Regions from separate parts of the Mus musculus genome. Here region 2 is linked to region 1. Evidence: chromatin loops called from intact Hi-C (ENCODE). Cell type or tissue: left cerebral cortex. All regions are shown on one strand. Links, peaks and the distances in the headings refer to the core of each region. The heading gives the core; the rest is flanking DNA.

Region 1 (8,560 bases), core at 443-8,442:
AGGGATCAAACTAAGATTTTTTAGACTGGGTGGCAGATACTTTCAGCCACTGAGCCATACAGAAATTCAAATTTAAATGGAATTGAATGGAATTAACATTAACTGGATCACTACATCTCAACATATACACAAACCCACCCACAAGAAGTAATACATCCAACCTACTGATTAGGTTTCTCTGGTGTTTACGTTTTAGGTAAAAACATTCACAAAACTTTCTTCCCAAATAGAACACATTGTGACACTTTATTGTAACAAACATAAAATCAGTTTCAAGGCTAAAGTTTAGCAGTAGACAGGGTCACTGCCGGGGCACTCAGAGGCCTACTTACTATATAGCTTCCTTTTCCTTGCTATCTAAGAAGTATATTTCTTATCTTCTATCCCATGTTGGTGAAGAAAGCATCCCCTTTAGGTACAACTACTAAAACAATATTCCATGATCCAGTGAACAGGGAATATTTTTTTACCCCGGAAAGGTCTTTTTCTTTCTAGAAAATGAAAAATATCCTCCCCAGTTTTATACTGACCTCGGGTGACTTTTCCAAACTAATGGCTTTATTTCTTAAAAGCTGGTGATGCTGATATAAACGGTTGAAGGAAAGACTACCAAACCACAAAAGATTAGTAGACTTTCTGAATCTCAACAGCTCCTGCTCAGGAGTTCAAGGTGATCTTCCGTGAGTTCCAGGCCAGCGTGGATTATATAAGAACCTGTCTCAAACAATAACAACAATTATGCTATGGTCCCTGTTCCCAGTCTTCTCTCTGGAATACTGGAGACAGGGCCTAGACACACCCATCCCTAGACACACCCATGTGCACAACTGGTAACAGCAGTGCTAGAGAATTAAGCCTAGAAATGAAAATCAACTACCACTCTAGCATCTTAAAAAAAAAAAAAACTTTCTTGATATAAATTCTTTTCCATTTTATGATGAAATAATCCATCTTCATAGTCAAGAAAAATATTAGATTTTCAAATCACAGTTCAATTATTAAAATTTAATCTACTTTTCAAGTGAATTCAGAGCCCTTGCCCTAAGTTGTAACTAGTCCCTAGTGCTAATAAGCTTGGGCTTAATCTTAGATAAGCCACTTAGTTCTATTGCTACACTACTGATCTAAAATAGTCATATTAAAATTTGGGACACCAGTTGAAAATAGAGTAATGTATTTATATGCTTACAGCTCAGTTTAGGAAAAAACCTTTAACACATGTCCTACATAATCAAGAAAGCCATCCTCTTCACCCTATCCCAGTTCTATAAATTAATCTTCAGCAGGTACCACATTAGATATATTTCATTTGTACTAGACATTTATGTTACTGAATTTTTTTACTGAAGTAAAAGCTAATTCCACATTAAAAGAATTCCAGTAATAATAATAATAATAAAAATCAGCCACCTGTTTTTATAGCTACTACCTACCAGACAGCACTACATTGAACATCAGAAGGTAAGGCAAGCTGGTCTGAGTTACTAAACTGCTCACAGTCACAGACTGCCAGAGGAGCTGTGGTAAAACCAGCACTGTTTAGCCAAAGGCTTTTGTTTTGTACACAATATGGATACAGGTGTTAAAGACTCACAAAAGAACACCATTCTTTGTTAACTTCTTGTTAATACTTTGATAATCAAGTATAATGTGCATTGTGTTGGTAAACTGTCATATGCTGTTTAAGTCTGTTGAAAGTGGATGATGAGAGTGAGGACTCTCCTGTACCAACGCCAGTATGTTTGTTTCTAGTAGTCTCCAAATGTTCTCCAAAGTACCTCTTCCTGGAGCTTGGTGGGTACCTAATTCTATGATGGGTGAAAGGAAGAACAAAACAGCGCAAGAGTAAAACAATTTGTCCTTGAGAATAGCTAAAAGACTAGCCATTTACAAGACTGTTTATTGCATGGTATAAAAATGCCTTGGTAGAAACAAGAAACCAGAAGTTCAGCCATGGCAATCTCAAACATGGAGAGAAAAGAAAGTTCAATTGGTAACTCCAACCGACAGCCTCAACTTCTCCAGTTGATTTCTACTAGATGACTGTAAGTGCCCAACTTGATGATGTTATCTATCTACTATCTATCTATCTATTTTTCTTAACTTGGAAGCTTCACTTGGGTTCTCTATCAGGAATTTCAAATGGCTGCTTCAAATGGAATTTTCGCAGATGATTTCTGCTGTTACCTTTTGTTTGGTCTCTCAACTGTGCTATCCCAGTCATCCCTACTAAAGTGAATACTCAACTTGATGTTTTCTATCAACTACTTCTGTTACTAACTAGTTCTTTTACTTTTGCTTGCTATATATACTTAATAAATTCACTCATTTAAAACAGAAAGTGTGACTATTGTAGATCATTCTCTAGACTACACAGAACACCAAGGTAGCCCTATCAATTGCTTTTGGTGGAGAGTGGGTGAATAATGATAGAGTGTGGTACTTAGTATTAGCTTTGTCTGACAATCTAATATTGCCTTGCATAGAAGCATCACTACTTGCTGCTGAGATAGATGTGATCAGTCACCATGTCAAAAGAAAGAAAGAAAGCCCTAAAACATACTTGAAAATACTCTCTCCAAACCAAACAGTATCACTGCACAAGAATGCAGTGCAGTAGATTCCAACTGAAAGCAAAGAACTATTTTTTAGGAGATTGTCCTTCCTTTACTACCCTACGATACACACTTTGCTACTTGCTGTAATGCTTATTACAGTTCCCATTCAGAACTGATTAGCACAGGCCAACAGAAGAAAAGGGCATAGGAAAAAAACTGAGCAGCACAGGACCCCAAGTGGACAACAACAACACAAGTGAAGCTGGACTAAAGAACCCTGTTTCATATCTATACTGCGTTTGAAAAAACTGCGACAGCTGGCCCACAGTCAAGTGGATGTCACTTTCTTAGGGGATACCTTGCTAGGAACATGTATTCTAAACCATCATCCTGCCAGCAGAACGAGGAAAATAGCCAAGGCTTCTTGTCTTGAAAACCAGAACTCTTGGAGGGTGTGCCTCAAATGCATATCACTTGTGGTCTGCATCTGAATGAAAGCTGACCAGTAGTATGTACTGACTAGGGACAATTCCTACTGTTTCGTGCGTGGAAAAGCTTTGGGACTAACCGAAATTAAAAAAAAAAAGAAAAGAAAAGAAAAAAAGAAAAATGAGTCCCTTCTCCCAAGTCTCCCAGCAAGGTCTCAGAGGAGGATGGAGAAAAGCCAGGGCAAAAGGAGAGACCAAATGCCACCACCTCAAGAGGGCCCACTTCAATTCCCTTTATATATAATCAGTGCTGAGCCTCTTAAATACCTCGTTCTAGAGACAACCTACCAGACGTAATGGAGCCCACTTTAGCAATGTCTTCAATAAGAACAGAGAACAACAGTGCAGGGCCCAAGAGAGCAGAGGGCAGATACTCAAGATGACGGAGTTGATGGCAGAGGCACAGGCCTAATAAAGAAACAAAGGGTCCAGGCCCCAGGGGTTCTCTCCAGCTACTTTAGATCTTTCCCCAAAGGGGTCTTTTTTTTCTCCTCTGTAGGATACTCTGCCTTCTTCCCAATATCCACCCTAGGTATAATTTGTTTCAATCATGGTCAATGCCCGACTTGCCCTTGAGCTAATTGCAAACATTTCCTACTTAATTAGAAATAGGTTGTAGAACTAGAGCAATCAGATCCCAGAATTAGCAACAGGCGGGGGGTGGGGGGGCACGCTGGAGGGGAGGGAGGTGCTGGGCAGGGAGATGGGGGGGCGGGGGTGACAGGCGCTGGGGTTCGAAACTCTCGGAGATGGTAAGATACACGGACGCTGGGGAACGGGTAACCAGAGCTGGAGAAGGGATATGGAGGGAAGGGCCGAGGGGCAGAGACGGCTCTACCTCGGCGCTCAGCAGCCCCCGTATTGAGTCTCGGAGAGCAGTTCTTCAGACGCTTCTGTCGCTTCGGACGGACCTCAGCCGCTGTAAACATCCGCTGCTACCTCTGCGCGTGCGCGGGCTCTACCTGAACTGAGCATGTGCGGTTGGAGGACACTCTTAAAGGGGCAACGGCACAGCCCACGAGCCTGCCACTTTCCACCCACTGGTTTGAGTTAAGTGTGTCCCTGCCTGATTGGTCAGTCACTAGGTGGTCTCCGAGCATATCCCGGCCTAATGATATGAGAAGATGCTGGCGTGTCGACGGGAGAAGGGCATTTTGCCTGCTTATGTCCACTCAAGGACAAAGCCCCCACAGTAGAAAAGGCAGGAGTTAAGAAACAAGAGTGATAGATTGGGTCCACTCTCCTGCAGGAGTTACAACACAAATGACTGCCGGCCCTGACCCTGCCAGGCTACCTGGTCCAGGGGATGGCCATCTGCACACTTGAACCTTGAACCAGCAGTTCTGGCCACTTCTAAGAAACCTACAAAATAGACCAAAGTCTAAGTGATCTTTAGGGCTACCTTTCAAGATTGTTCTGAGTTTTTGTTCTATTTCATTGGGATTGCACATCTCCTCTATACTGCTTGGAGGGTACATGTTGAAGGAAGTAGTGTCAAGAAGGAAGGAGTCTGGACGCCTGAGTCAATAGCTGTAAGAAAGTCACTCAACCTGCAGTTGATTGTGGTACGAATGAGGAGAAAATGATTCTACTATTTTTTAAAGTTTGCGTGGGAAGGCTAAAGACCCGAACTAGATAACACAATATTGATCAAAAACAAAACAAAACAAAAGTATAGGCCTAACAACATCTGATTTCATGACTTACTATTAAAATTACAGTAATCAAGAGTCATATGGGGGAAATAAATTGATGCTATCAAATACAAAACTTAGGTTAGAGCTATACAAATATAGTAAACTCACCTTTGATAAGAGAACAAATACAATTCAATGGAGGAGTGCTGGTCTTTTCAACAAAAGATGCTGGAATAATTAGACATCCACGTGTAAAAATAATAGAGACATAGCTCTTCCAAATTTGATTTCCAGTACCCAAGACACTTGGCCTTTGCAGGCACTCAGGCATGTGCACACACACACACACACACACACACACACACACACACTTAAAGGTAAAATATATCTTTTTAACACTGGCATCATTTCTCTGTAAAATATACTGTCAGAAGAATAAAAAGGTAAGACATAGACTGAAAAACAATATTCCCAAAACACATATCTGATAAAGGATTTCTAAAAATCCTTAAAACTCAACAATAAGAAAATAAACAGCACAAATAGAAACGGGAAAAAGCTATGAACATATGACTCAGCAAAGGAAATATACAGATGGCAAATGAGCATATGAACATATCAACATAATTTGTCATTAGGTGATGCAGATTTATAAAACAATGAGATATCAATACACACCTATTAGAATAGCCAAAATTTATAAAATCTATAATTCACCAAATACTGGTGAGGATGTAGAGCAACAGCAGCACATCACTTTCATTGCTGGTGGGAATGAGCAATAATAAAGATACTCTGGAAAATAGTTTGTCAGTTTGCTACTGAACTAAGCAACGTCTTAGAAGATGTGACAGCAAACAAGTGTAATGCCAGCACTTAGTGGTGGAGGAAGAAGGACCAGGAGATTAAGGTCATACTTTGGCAGTGTAATAGGTTCAAGACTAGCCAGGGCTGTACAAAACTATTCCAACATACATAAAACTTTTTAAAAAATCACCATTTGAATTCCTAGATATTTACCACTATACACAAAACCAGCACATGTAGGTAGTATAACAGCTTCATTTGTAATCATCAAACATTAGAAGCAACAAAAAATATTAAATAGATGGGAGGTATAGCCACATAACTGTTTTAATCAGGGATTTTTTGAAAAGTGAGCTACTGAGCTATGAAAGGACATGTAGCAACCTTACACACTTAATTGCTTTTTTTAAATTTGGTGTGTCTGTGGTGTTTGCATGCATATGTAAATAAGTATACATGAACATGTGTGTATGTACATGTAGAGGCCAGAGATCAATGTCTAGTCGCTTCCTTTATTTCTCTCTACCTTATTTTTTGAGACAACTATCTCTCACTAAACCTGGAGTTTAACCCAGAAAGCCCCAGGGATCCTCCTGTCTCTGCTTCCCCAGCTCTGAACCATGCCCAACTTTGTAGCTGGACTTAGCTACTTTGTGGGTTCTTTTTCTCACCCTTTACCCACTGCCCCTCCCCACTGCATCATCCTGTATCAATAGATAGGAGAGAAAGAAGGACAGAAGGAAGAGAGAGATATCTGTGAATCAAATTTCTTTCTTCTTGTTTCTTTTTTGAGCACAACTACTAACAAACTGCAAACAGCCCCCAAATGACCAGTCTCCACCCACCTTGCCTCTCAGGGCCCTAGACAATCTGGAACTGTCAAACAAGGCCTCTGCTAGAGCCTGAGGCAAATCACAGTCAGCTGCTGTGGTCCGTCCAAAGCAGCCCCACATCCCCACACCTGGGATTAAGATGAAAACACAGTCTAATAATATTTCTGTGTTTCTTAAAGAAACCAAAATTGGAGAGTTCTCACTAAACAACTTTCTATATGAATACTAGGGAATTTAACCTGAGGTCCTCATGCTTACGTGGCAGACACTTTACCAGCTGAGCTATCTCTTCAGCTTCCAAGTGCTTGCTGCTAAATGAAAGACACTCATATGGAAAAGCTATGACATATTGTGTGATCCCAATGATATGAACTATGGAAAAGTAAACAATCGTAGAAACTCTCAAAACCTCGGTGATGGCAAGAGAAGGGTCGATCATGAAAGACTATTAAGACAGTGAATGATGCCGTATGATACTGTAATAGTAGAAACATGTGATCATCATTTGCCCAAACCAGGAAGTTATGGATGTAGCTCAATGGTAGAGCAAGTGCTTACCTAACTTGAGCAAAGTCCCAGTGCCACAAAAACACATAATATTCTATCTCAAGAATGAACCTTAATGAAAACTATAGACTTTAGTTCATAGTAATATATATTGATATCCATTTTAACAATGTATATTAATGTAAGCTATTAAGAACAAAAGAATCTGTGCATAAGTGAGGAATCCATGAAACTATTTGTGGCTGAAATTATCTATAAACATAAAACTCCCCAATTTAAAATACATTGCATTTTTAATTGGAAAATTTCCAGACATCTAAAAACTAAAAGAACTCAGGAGCCGACCTATACACTGTGAAGCAACAGAGTTTGGGTTTTGGGTTTTTGTTTTTGTCAGGCATGAAACCCAGTGTTCCAGATGGAACTATAGATATACACAAAAGAATGGCAGGCACAAGATCCTCAAGGTTAAGTGTGAAAGACAGCTCTTTTCTTGATCTCATCACTAAAGATACCACTTCTTGCCTCATTTATCCTTGTTGTGGTTGTTGTTTATAATAGTCAAGCAGTGCCTTAGCAATTACAATATTGGTTTAAAAAAATCCAGTTGAAGTTTCACAGCCAAAAACCTGGCTCTTGAGGTACTCTGTGTCTGTACATCAGACAATAGCTGCATGTTTCTTTTTATGCTTGGAACTTGGTAGTAGGGAAGCTGTTTCAATGCTGACTACAGGAAACTCAATAGGTGACATGCCTCAAACTGTGCAAAGTTTCCCCCATGTGGCAACCACCCTGTCCTCAGTCCCTTCCTTACTCCACCCTTCTGATGTCTTTTCTGAGTACTTTTGCCTTAAGCTCAGTGTTCTGGCCTCTGGGTGCTTGCATACATTGAATGTTATTTGACTTTATCAGTGCCAACCTGGAGGTGGGTAGAAGAATCCTAAGAAAGAACCTTACTAGGAAAGGTTAATGTTGGGCAGCTGTGATTGGAAAAATGACAAGATACAAAATCTGCCACAAGACATCACCACTGTGCAGCTGAGCTGAAAGAAACAGCCAAAATAAGTCATCTTTCTGTTTGTTTGTTTGTTTGTTTGTTTGTTTGTTTTTCAAGACAGGATTTCTCTATGTAGCCTTGGCTGTCCTGAAACTCACTCTGTAGACTAGGCTGGCCTTAAACTCAGAGAACCACCTACCTCTGCCTCCCAAATGCTGGGATTAAAGGCATGTGCCACCGCCACCACAACCACCTGACTAGAATAGGTCATCTTGAAGGGAATAAGGAAGGAATTTTCTTCCTCATTTTAGGCTTTTTAGAATAGAATTAGTAGTCTTCAGACAGGTACCAAAGTCTCTCTGCTGTTTACTACATAGCTACCACAAGAATATGAAGATATAGAACTACATGTGTGGAATAGTTGGGAAAAGAGTCTTAACACTATTTTTTAAAAAAAGAATTAGTTTTACATGGGCCCTGGGAAATGTTTGCAAGTATCAATTTTGTGTCACTTTGGCTGGGTCTATATAAGGACTATATGTGTTCATATCTGAAATGCTGCTGACATAAAGCCTTATAAAGGCCATATACAAAGAAGCCTAGGTTGGGACACTTTTAGTAGATGGGACCCAAGATCTCACTGTCAGAAGCTCATGACCACCTTTATCTGAACCAGTCCCTGCCAGTACTCCTCCTTGTCTCTTATGAACTATGAGATGGAAACTCAAGGGGT
Region 2 (8,560 bases), core at 293-8,292, 73 kb after region 1:
CAGGTAAGGACCCAACACCCCACACTGTTGCCACCCCAGAGAAACTAGCACAGCCCTTTAGTGCCAATTAGATGCTCCCCTCCTAAGTTTGCCTTAACACATTCCTATTTTTGTTCACTTGGCCACTAGCCTCAAAGATACCCTCAGGACTAAGATTCTTTTTTAAGCCAGTGGAACCAAATGCATCCTCTCCCCCTCAAAAAAAAAAAAAAAAAAAAAGAACAATTTAATAGTCACAGTCATTGTTTATTATTATTGTTGTTGTTGTTTGCTATTTTACAGCTAACACAGTCTGACCAGACACATGTAATCTTCAAGCCATTTCTTAGAAGCTTTATTTCAGAAATTAAACAACCAACTTTACCAGCCAATGATATCCACTGATTCAAAGATTATATTGAAACAAGAAAGCATCCATGTCTGAAAGGAGCAGGCAATGAGTAGCTACAGCACTCATACACAAACTTCCCTATACTTGATTATTATCCTGACTCATAAAGAATATAAATCTCATGAACAGAGCCAACTCCTCCAGAGCACATGTGTATGCAATGGCATCTCTGTGTTCAAAGCTCAAACTGACTTCCTAGTTTTAAACATGAAAACCCAGTTACACTGGCACTACAAACAACTGCACATCCCAACTACACAAACACACACAGGAGGAACTGAGAACAGTAACAGCAAATGCTACCCCTGGATCCCACAGACACATGCTCCCTGGGTGTTGCTCCTGAAGTTTGAAAGTATGTGACAAGAAGACAAAATGCTCCCAGGATCATCTCTTCTGGGTACCTGGAGTGTGTGTCCCACAAGAAACAGCCAAGCTCCAAGTCTCTGCTTCAGATAGACCTGCATATGGGGTCAGCATCCTTCCTGGACACAGATCTTCTGTGTCCCATGGCCAGGCACATCTGTGCTCCTTTTCCAGAAATACAGATAAAGTTTCTTGTCTTGATCCACAGTGTCCTCCTCCCCTTATGCCTTTTCTATTAGACACACAACATGCCCATGAGAATCTCAGAAATGCAGGAAGGGCAGAGAAAGAGGAGGAACACACAGCCCAGGCAGACAGGGAGAAGAAAGCCTTGTCCTTCAGAACAATTTAAAAAGACATCCCCCAACCTGCTTTTTCTGCAAAGAGAGCTTTCTTAGAAATCCTCTCTGCTCTAGCCCTCCCCTCTGTCCAAGGGGAAAAGCTAAGCCCTGGGTATCTGCCTTTGTCAGCAAAAGAACATAACATTGACTTACCTTTCCCCACAGCTATTGTCTGTCCTCTTTCAAAATGACATCACGGAAAGCAATCATGAAATTTACATGGGGGGGTGGGGGGAGGACGGGGGAGGGGAAGGCAGCTGCCTCCCTCACCGCAGTCACGTGTGGGGAAGCCTGTGTGTGGGTTTCAATTAAATATCTTCTCCCCTCAGTGTGCGAACTCCTAAGCCAGCTAAAGGCGATGTCTCATTTACTTAATGACCGCTCTCATTAGCAGCGGTGGCACGGGCTGGCGGAGGAGGCTCCTTTGTAAATACGCTACCCATGAACCCTTGGGGCTCCAATATATCTGTTTACTCTCTGAGGTGAAATAAATTTACAGTATAACATCAGAAAGATGGATCTGCCAAGTTGAAGGTGAGAGGTGCTCCAAACCAATAGCTTTCCTGTTTACTGTTCTGAGCCTCACCAACAAATGTGCCCAAATCTGCCTAAATATATCTATAATCAATATACAGCATGATTGGGTTTTATCAAATGTAAAACACACAAAAGAGCAAGAAGCATTATGCCAACCATGCTCACTCCCCTCTTCTTTTTCTGCAAGTGGTTCAGTCCAATAATTCCTAATAGCAGCGACCGGAATGACAGATGCCCTGGGTTAGCATGGCTCTGGCGAAAGTGCTTTACAATATTTATTGGTGGTTAGGAATACAACCTCCCATCATAAAAAATGGATTGCAGAATTTATTTCTCAAATGAACTAAAAGTGTTATATGGGTTCATCTTCATATGGAAGTACCAGGAATTAGGGTGGATTTTTTTTTCAGAAATGATACCTAAGGTCAAAGATTGAAACAGTAAAGTATATTCACAAGGAACAGAGCAGAAAAGATGTTTTTCAATGACACACTTTCCCTTTTTGTTTTAATGTTTTGATACTAAAGTTCTCCCAAAACAAACAAACAAACAAAAAACACTTTAAAAATCTCTAAGCACTGCTATCCTAACCCTAGAAACATAAATTCACTGTCTGCAAGGAGCGACCGCCAAAACACCAAGAAGGAAAGTCTGTGGGACACACGCCCTGGAGATACAGCCTGCCTGTCAACCTCCTAACCTGCCAATTCTCAGTTTCTCTCAGTTTACAGAGCTGAACACAGGAACAACCTCAGGAGAACCCCGGGTTCGTTTGTCACCCCAAACTCATCCTCACACTGACAAATCAGAACTGGAAATTGCACTGGAAAACACAAAAATGAAAGCCAAATTATGATCCTGAGAAGACACTACTGCCACATCTAGAAAACAAAGCATGCACAGCACAACACAGAGGTCATTTCAGGTTTTAATAGAAAACAAATACTGTTTCCTGGCAAGTTGTGCAGAAATACCATGTCCTGCTTGATTTTCATAGACAGGCTTGGGCCACCAGAAGTCTGGATAAGATAGAGCAAGTATGCTGGTTTTTGCAAGGAGAACAGGTTGTAAGGACCTTGTGGAATGTAAGCAGAAGCCTCTCCTTCATGAACAATCCTTTCTAACACATACTTCATCCTCTATATACTGTACATAAAACAAGGAGCTTTGTTCTGAAACAGAAGTTATGTATGATATTTCTTACACATACAAGTAAAATACAAAATTCATATGGGGCATTTATTTAGCTCAAGCAAAAATGAAACAAATGCAAGCCTGCCAGTGGTCAAACAAGATGAAATATTAATTAGCCCAGGGAGGACATTTGAGAGTCCTACAATGATTGCCCACCATTTTCCTATTCTTTCGTGAACTCCTATCCATTAGCATAAAAGGACACATTCGGCTGAGAGCACTCCTGAAAATCCACCTCTATCTCCTCTGAACAAGCTGTCAGAGCTGGATATTTTACATCCCAAACCTTTAGCATTCAGAAATTCTATTAAAGCCTTATCGGCAGAATGCAGGCTCGGGGTGGCACTGTGTGCCATTGTTATAAGGAGAAGGTGGGGTAGAAGGGAGAGCCTGTGTTGAATTAACCTTACCCAGCAGTATTGAAGACTCCAGGAAAGCCATTTAATTCAGATTCATGATAATCAAACTTAAGAAATAACACAAACAGAGAAGACAAAAGGGAGAAGCCAATATGTGCTACAAAAAAAATCCTTGTGGGGCATCATTATTTTCTGAGGGAATGGAAAGTGTTTTTGCACAAACCTCAGTCTGTCAGCATTTCTATCCCTTCAAGCAGCCACAAGCTTCTTTGAGAGTTTTAGCTCAGTGGACTAGAATATGCTCCAAATTCTGCCTGGGGCTGTACTTTGAATATGCAAGGAAATCTCAAATCAGTAGCCAGGGAGAGCCCAGGACTGGCAACCTATCTGGTAAGTTAGAGATGTAGAGAGTTTTCAAGCTGGTTTGAGGAGTAAAGATTCAAGATCTTTGTCTGACAGTGTTGGAGAACAAAGCGGGGGGTGCCAGAAAAGAAGCAGAGTGGAGAATTTCCAGCCAACTCTGGGGTTTGATCACCTCCCTTCGACCCTGAAAGGAGCTGAGAGCGGAGGCGTGCCGCAGACTGATCAGCACTCTGGACAGCGCTCCCTTCACTCCACACCCCCACACCCCCACCCCCACGGAGCTGGCCTTTGTTCTCTACTCGCCAAAGCCTGTCGTATGCACCAGGTCCTCAGTTGCCAGTTCGTCTAGCAAGGCAAAGCAATTCCAAAAGTGTACTACCAACTCAAACAGCTCCTGCTTGTGACAACAGCAAGGTATAATCTAAAACTTTTTTTCCTTATATAAGATAAAATTTTGTCAGAATTTTTAAGACTCATAAAACATTTTTTTCAATAGTACACTGTTCCTTTAAGCTTTATTTCATAAAAATATGAAGGCAGGTTGCACGTGCCTTTTTAAGTTTGGGAAGATCTACAGGTAAACAATTTCTGTTGGGTTGGTGGGTCCACAGACTTTTCAGAGGAGGAAATGGAGAGATTTGAAAAGCTAAACTATGACTGCTGTCGGCTCACTCGGAAAGTGCTTTGTGTGCGCTGGGAGAGCAGACTTAATTGTTGCTTAACTGGTAGGATCATTTCAAATAAGGTGTAATTACTTGTGCAAATCCGCACACAGACATTCCAAGTGTCAGTTCATTTGCTTCATAAAAACTCTTTCAAGTAATTTTGTTCTAAACTTTCTGCATCTGTAATTGGCACCACCTTCTCCAGTGACCAGCTGGGGGTGAGGTTTTCTTGTTTCCTTCTGAAAGCTTCCCGCAGATGGGCGCCTGCCTTAATGCTGCCGGCGACAATTAGGGCGTTGTGTGCGCAGCCGAGATGGTCAGCATTAATATTGTATAGAACAGCTGAGGGCTGGGGGGCGCTGCCCCAGGCAGGCCCTGGCAGATGGAGCAAACAAAACCAGGAGCCACTTTACCCACACTCCAGGCTGACTTTGTGTGCTTGTCTCACACTCGCAAACATTTGGCAATGAGTTTATGAGACTCCCTCACACACATGCACACTTATGCCCTGCAACTGTGAGTGTGATTAGGATGTACCTAGCAGAAGAAGACACAAGACAACCAGTATAGATGTTCCCATTCACACAAAGAAGACATGAGAAGTCACAGTCCACCTCCACTTTCCCAGCCTCCTGGATCAGGGGTTGCTAGTATCTCTCCCTCAGTTGGCCAGCCAGCAGTCCTAAACAGAAACAAAGATACAAGCAGGCTCGCTACCCACCATCCACCCAACTTCCAACCATGGGTAAGCTGTGAGGCTTTCACAGGGTTCTGGGCTGTCAGCACCTCTGCCGAAAGGGACCCAAGATGTCCCCAGGGTCTCTGGCTGGCATTCAAGAGGAGTATATGTCTATCACTTTTTCACCCCAGAAAAGAACACTGAGCACTGACAGGGCATCCCGGCAGAACTATGAACAGCCTGGGGAGAGGTGCAAGGGGCTGGGGATGGTACGCACCCAGGAAGCTCCCGCAGAGCGTCATCCTGGCAAGATGGATGAACCTCTTCTCTGGAGCCTGGATGCAAGTCACTTCATGCTGGAAAAAGTTGCTGCACAAACTTCTGTGTCCCAGGACCCTGGGAGCACAGACCACAACCAGCCAATCAAAACAGAGAGCACATAATCACAAATTGATGCCGGCTGCCTGCCAATGAGGCTCCCTTCCCCACACAATGGGCCTCAGGCCCAAACAATGGGCCCCGCCTGCAGGCCAAAGCAGGGGAGTAGGAGTAGCCCCTCCCTATACTATAGTTGAACAGTGAAGGAGGAGATGTGGCTAGAATTGGGCTGTCACACTAGATCAAGCCTGCAGTCTGGTGGGAACAAGTCAGCAAGTGGGAAGGAGAACAGGCTTTTTCAGGGATGAGTCCTCTACATTACCCTATGTACAGGATAGCCCACTGAGGCCCTTTTGAATAATGAACTTGGACACAACAGGCCCCCCAGTACTGAGAAAGCAACTATCCAGGTAGACACCAGGGTGAGAGCCCTAAGCTCTTCTCTCCCAGCTTATGACTAAGCCCAATCTGGTCACTTCCATTCAGAAGTAGTGTCTATAATAAGGGTGAGGCAAGAGAACTGTTCAGAGCTCTGTAAGAGGCATATGCAGAGCGAGCATGTTCCTCATACCTGGGACCTCTAGCAATGCCCACATCCAAAATGAAGAAAAACGAGCAAGCAGTGGACAATCAGGAGTGGCCCAGGGAGGCAGGAGGCAATGATGCCACTCAAGTTGGCAGATGCTCTAGGGGATGGACCAGGCTATCAAGGGATCTAGGGCACTAAAGTTAAGAGAGAGCCACCTGGGATCATAGGGTTTCTGAGTGGTGCCATGAGTTGATCAGGACAGAAATCTATGGCTTTTTATGAATGTCTGGGTGCCTATTAGTCACAGAGAGATAATGGCAACCTAGGCAAAGGCTACACATATGAGTCTAGAGTAGAGGTAGGACTGTAAACAAAGGCAAGTTGTGTCACTCAGAGAACAGAGTGAGTGACAAGTTCTGAAACTGGTTGAAGTGACAGGAAGGAGAAAAAGAGAGGTGGGATCAGGAGAGAATAGAAGGCACATAGAAAGAGAGGGCAGGGAGAAAATCAGAACCTGGGAAGAAATGGGGGACATGGTGAGTAGAGGGAGAAGGAAGGAATCTGAGGTAATGGGTATGTGAGGCAAGAGGAGACATAAGCGTTGGGAGCCACGTGGGCATGTGAGAAATTGGGATACAAGGGAGTAGGGCAAACGAGAAGAGAGAAAATTGAGAACTGAGATAAAATGGGTAGCAATAAGAAGTGGGAAAAGGAGGGGAAGTGGAGCAGGGAGGGAGTGGGGAGCAAAGGTAAAATGGGGGGACAGTGGGGAACAGGAGCAGTTGATAGTTAGAGGAAACTGGAGCAGAAGTGAGTGTAAGAGAAGTGGGGAAAGGCAGCTACAGGTGCCGTGGTGGACAGTCAGGTCTCCCCTTTCTGTCTGTTCCTAGCCATGTAGATCTCCTTAGATGAAGTGACCTTGGACAGGTTGTCAATGTCTATGTAACTCAGTTTCCTTATAAGTCAAATGAAGATCCAGGAACACTACACAGGGCCAGAACATGTTAGCACCGCTTCATTGAAAACAGCCACTGTCTCTTCCCCCCTTCCCACTTCAAGATTCCATAACCTAGCAGCCCCCCATGCATCATGACCCCCCATGCCTGAATTATCAAGTCTCATTTGTTCCATCTGACTGGAACGCCTACCCACCCTGAAGGACATTAGTAGAAATCAAGGAGACACTTCTGGAGTGCTGCTTCCTTTGTATAGATCCTAGACTTAAATTTGGGCATGTTTTGAATTATCAAGACAGTTCAACCCTAACTCTGACTTAGGAGGCCCCTGAGCCCCAGCAGCTAGGTACTGAAGGCAAGCAGTACTTGCCAACAGCATGTCAGAGATCACCAGACAGCGTGTGTGCCCAAGAGAGTTTAGGAGTGTTTATTTACCCAGGTCACAGCCCTATGTTTAAAGCACAGTTCTGGTTGTTGACAGCAGCTGTTAACCCAGCTTTATTCTGAGCTCTGGCTAGCTACAACATCTGCCTTCCCTGGATTCTCAACCATAGTTGGAACTGCTACTGGCCAAAAGGGAGATCTCTGACATTACCTGTAATGACATTACCAGCATGCAGTACCACACAATGTCTCTGCTAGCCTATCCTAAGTTCTAAAAGTATTCTAAGAATCTCTAAAAAGGTACCCCTAGCACACATTTCAGAGTCTCTCTGCCCTGACCCCTTGACATAATCCAGAACTTTAGGGCTCCCAGATCCTCTACAGAACCAGAGCATAGGAGCCAAGATGTCTGCCATGCCTAAGTCTTGGCTTGATCTGCCTAAGATCTCAGGATCCAGAGCCAGGACTCCATCCACAAGTCAGCTAGCCTGCTGCTCTGACACGGGTAGAATAGAGCCTGGGGAAACCTACCCACCCAGAACATGTTTGCACTGCTTCACTGAAAACAGCCACTGTCTCCACCCCCCCCCCACCCAACACACACTTCAAGGTTCCATAACCTAGCAGTCCCCTCTGCATTGATAACCTGTCCAAGGTCACTTCATCTAAGGAGATTTACAACCATGGCTAGGAACAGACAGAAAGGGGAGACCTGACTGTCCACCACGGTACCTGTAGCTGCCTTTCCCCACTTCTCTTACACTCACTTCTGCTCCAGTTTCCTCTAACCATCAACTGCTCTGTTCCCCACTGTCCCCCCATTTTACCTTTGCTCCCCACTCCCTCCCTGTTCCCCATACCCCTACCCACCCTACAGGATTAGTAGAGGCAAGGAAGGTCAAGCTGCCAGCCGGGCCTCTAAGCAAATTGGTCTGCAGAGCAGAAGTCACTCAGTAGAAACTCCAGTCAGAAGTCTTCAAGCTCCCAAGAAACCCAAACTCAGGGTCCTAACAGCAGATTTTATAGCAGCCTAGGCCTAAGGAAGCACTATTGGAAGGGATGGAAAGAGAGCTACCCTTGACGCCACATCAGGAATGAAGCATTTCCTTGTAGCATGAACTATCTAAATCAGACCTCAGGTAGGATTGGAATCTCCAGAGAGAGACCACTTTCCTGTCTATCTCCTATGCACCAAGCTAGAATAGGGTGTAATTGACCTCAGAGTGACTTGCAGGGAAAGGCAGTTCAACAAGATGCCCAGTTCAGCTAATTTATTTCAAACACCCAAGTGAATGAGGAGCCTGCTGGCCTAGGATACTGTGCTTATCCAAAATCTCCTAGAAGGGATGAGTATTAACTAAACCCACAGGGGGTGAGAGAGAGAGAGAGAGGAAGAGAGAGAGAGAGAGAGAGAGAGA

What was found. Hi-C counts contacts between places; a loop is a spot of excess contacts. Peaks named below come from ENCODE experiments on the same cell type or tissue, not always from the same donor. Only the 100,000 strongest peaks of a DNase experiment are listed, where the experiment ranks them.
Region 2: it touches region 1 in a loop (2.4-fold over the local background); 2 of 42 quality-filtered maps call a loop at or near these places.

The regions. Positions count from the first base shown.
Region 1 is chr2:181,833,309-181,841,868 of GRCm38, reverse strand. Pcmtd2 (protein-L-isoaspartate (D-aspartate) O-methyltransferase domain containing 2) reads right to left here and starts at 4,015. Exons shown (of 7, transcript NM_153594.3): 1 at 3,885-4,015; 2 at 531-714. In left cerebral cortex, for the core only: no CTCF peak of the experiment used is centred there; DNase peaks (open chromatin) are centred at 2,970, 3,386 and 4,006; H3K4me3 peaks cover 1,943 bases; H3K27ac peaks cover 1,389 bases.
Region 2 is chr2:181,760,033-181,768,592 of GRCm38, reverse strand. Myt1 (myelin transcription factor 1) reads right to left here and starts at 1,564. Exons shown (of 23, transcript NM_008665.4): 1 at 1,252-1,564. In left cerebral cortex, for the core only: no CTCF peak of the experiment used is centred there; DNase peaks (open chromatin) are centred at 1,155, 1,464, 1,768 and 3,682; H3K4me3 peaks cover 1,734 bases; H3K27ac peaks cover 1,271 bases.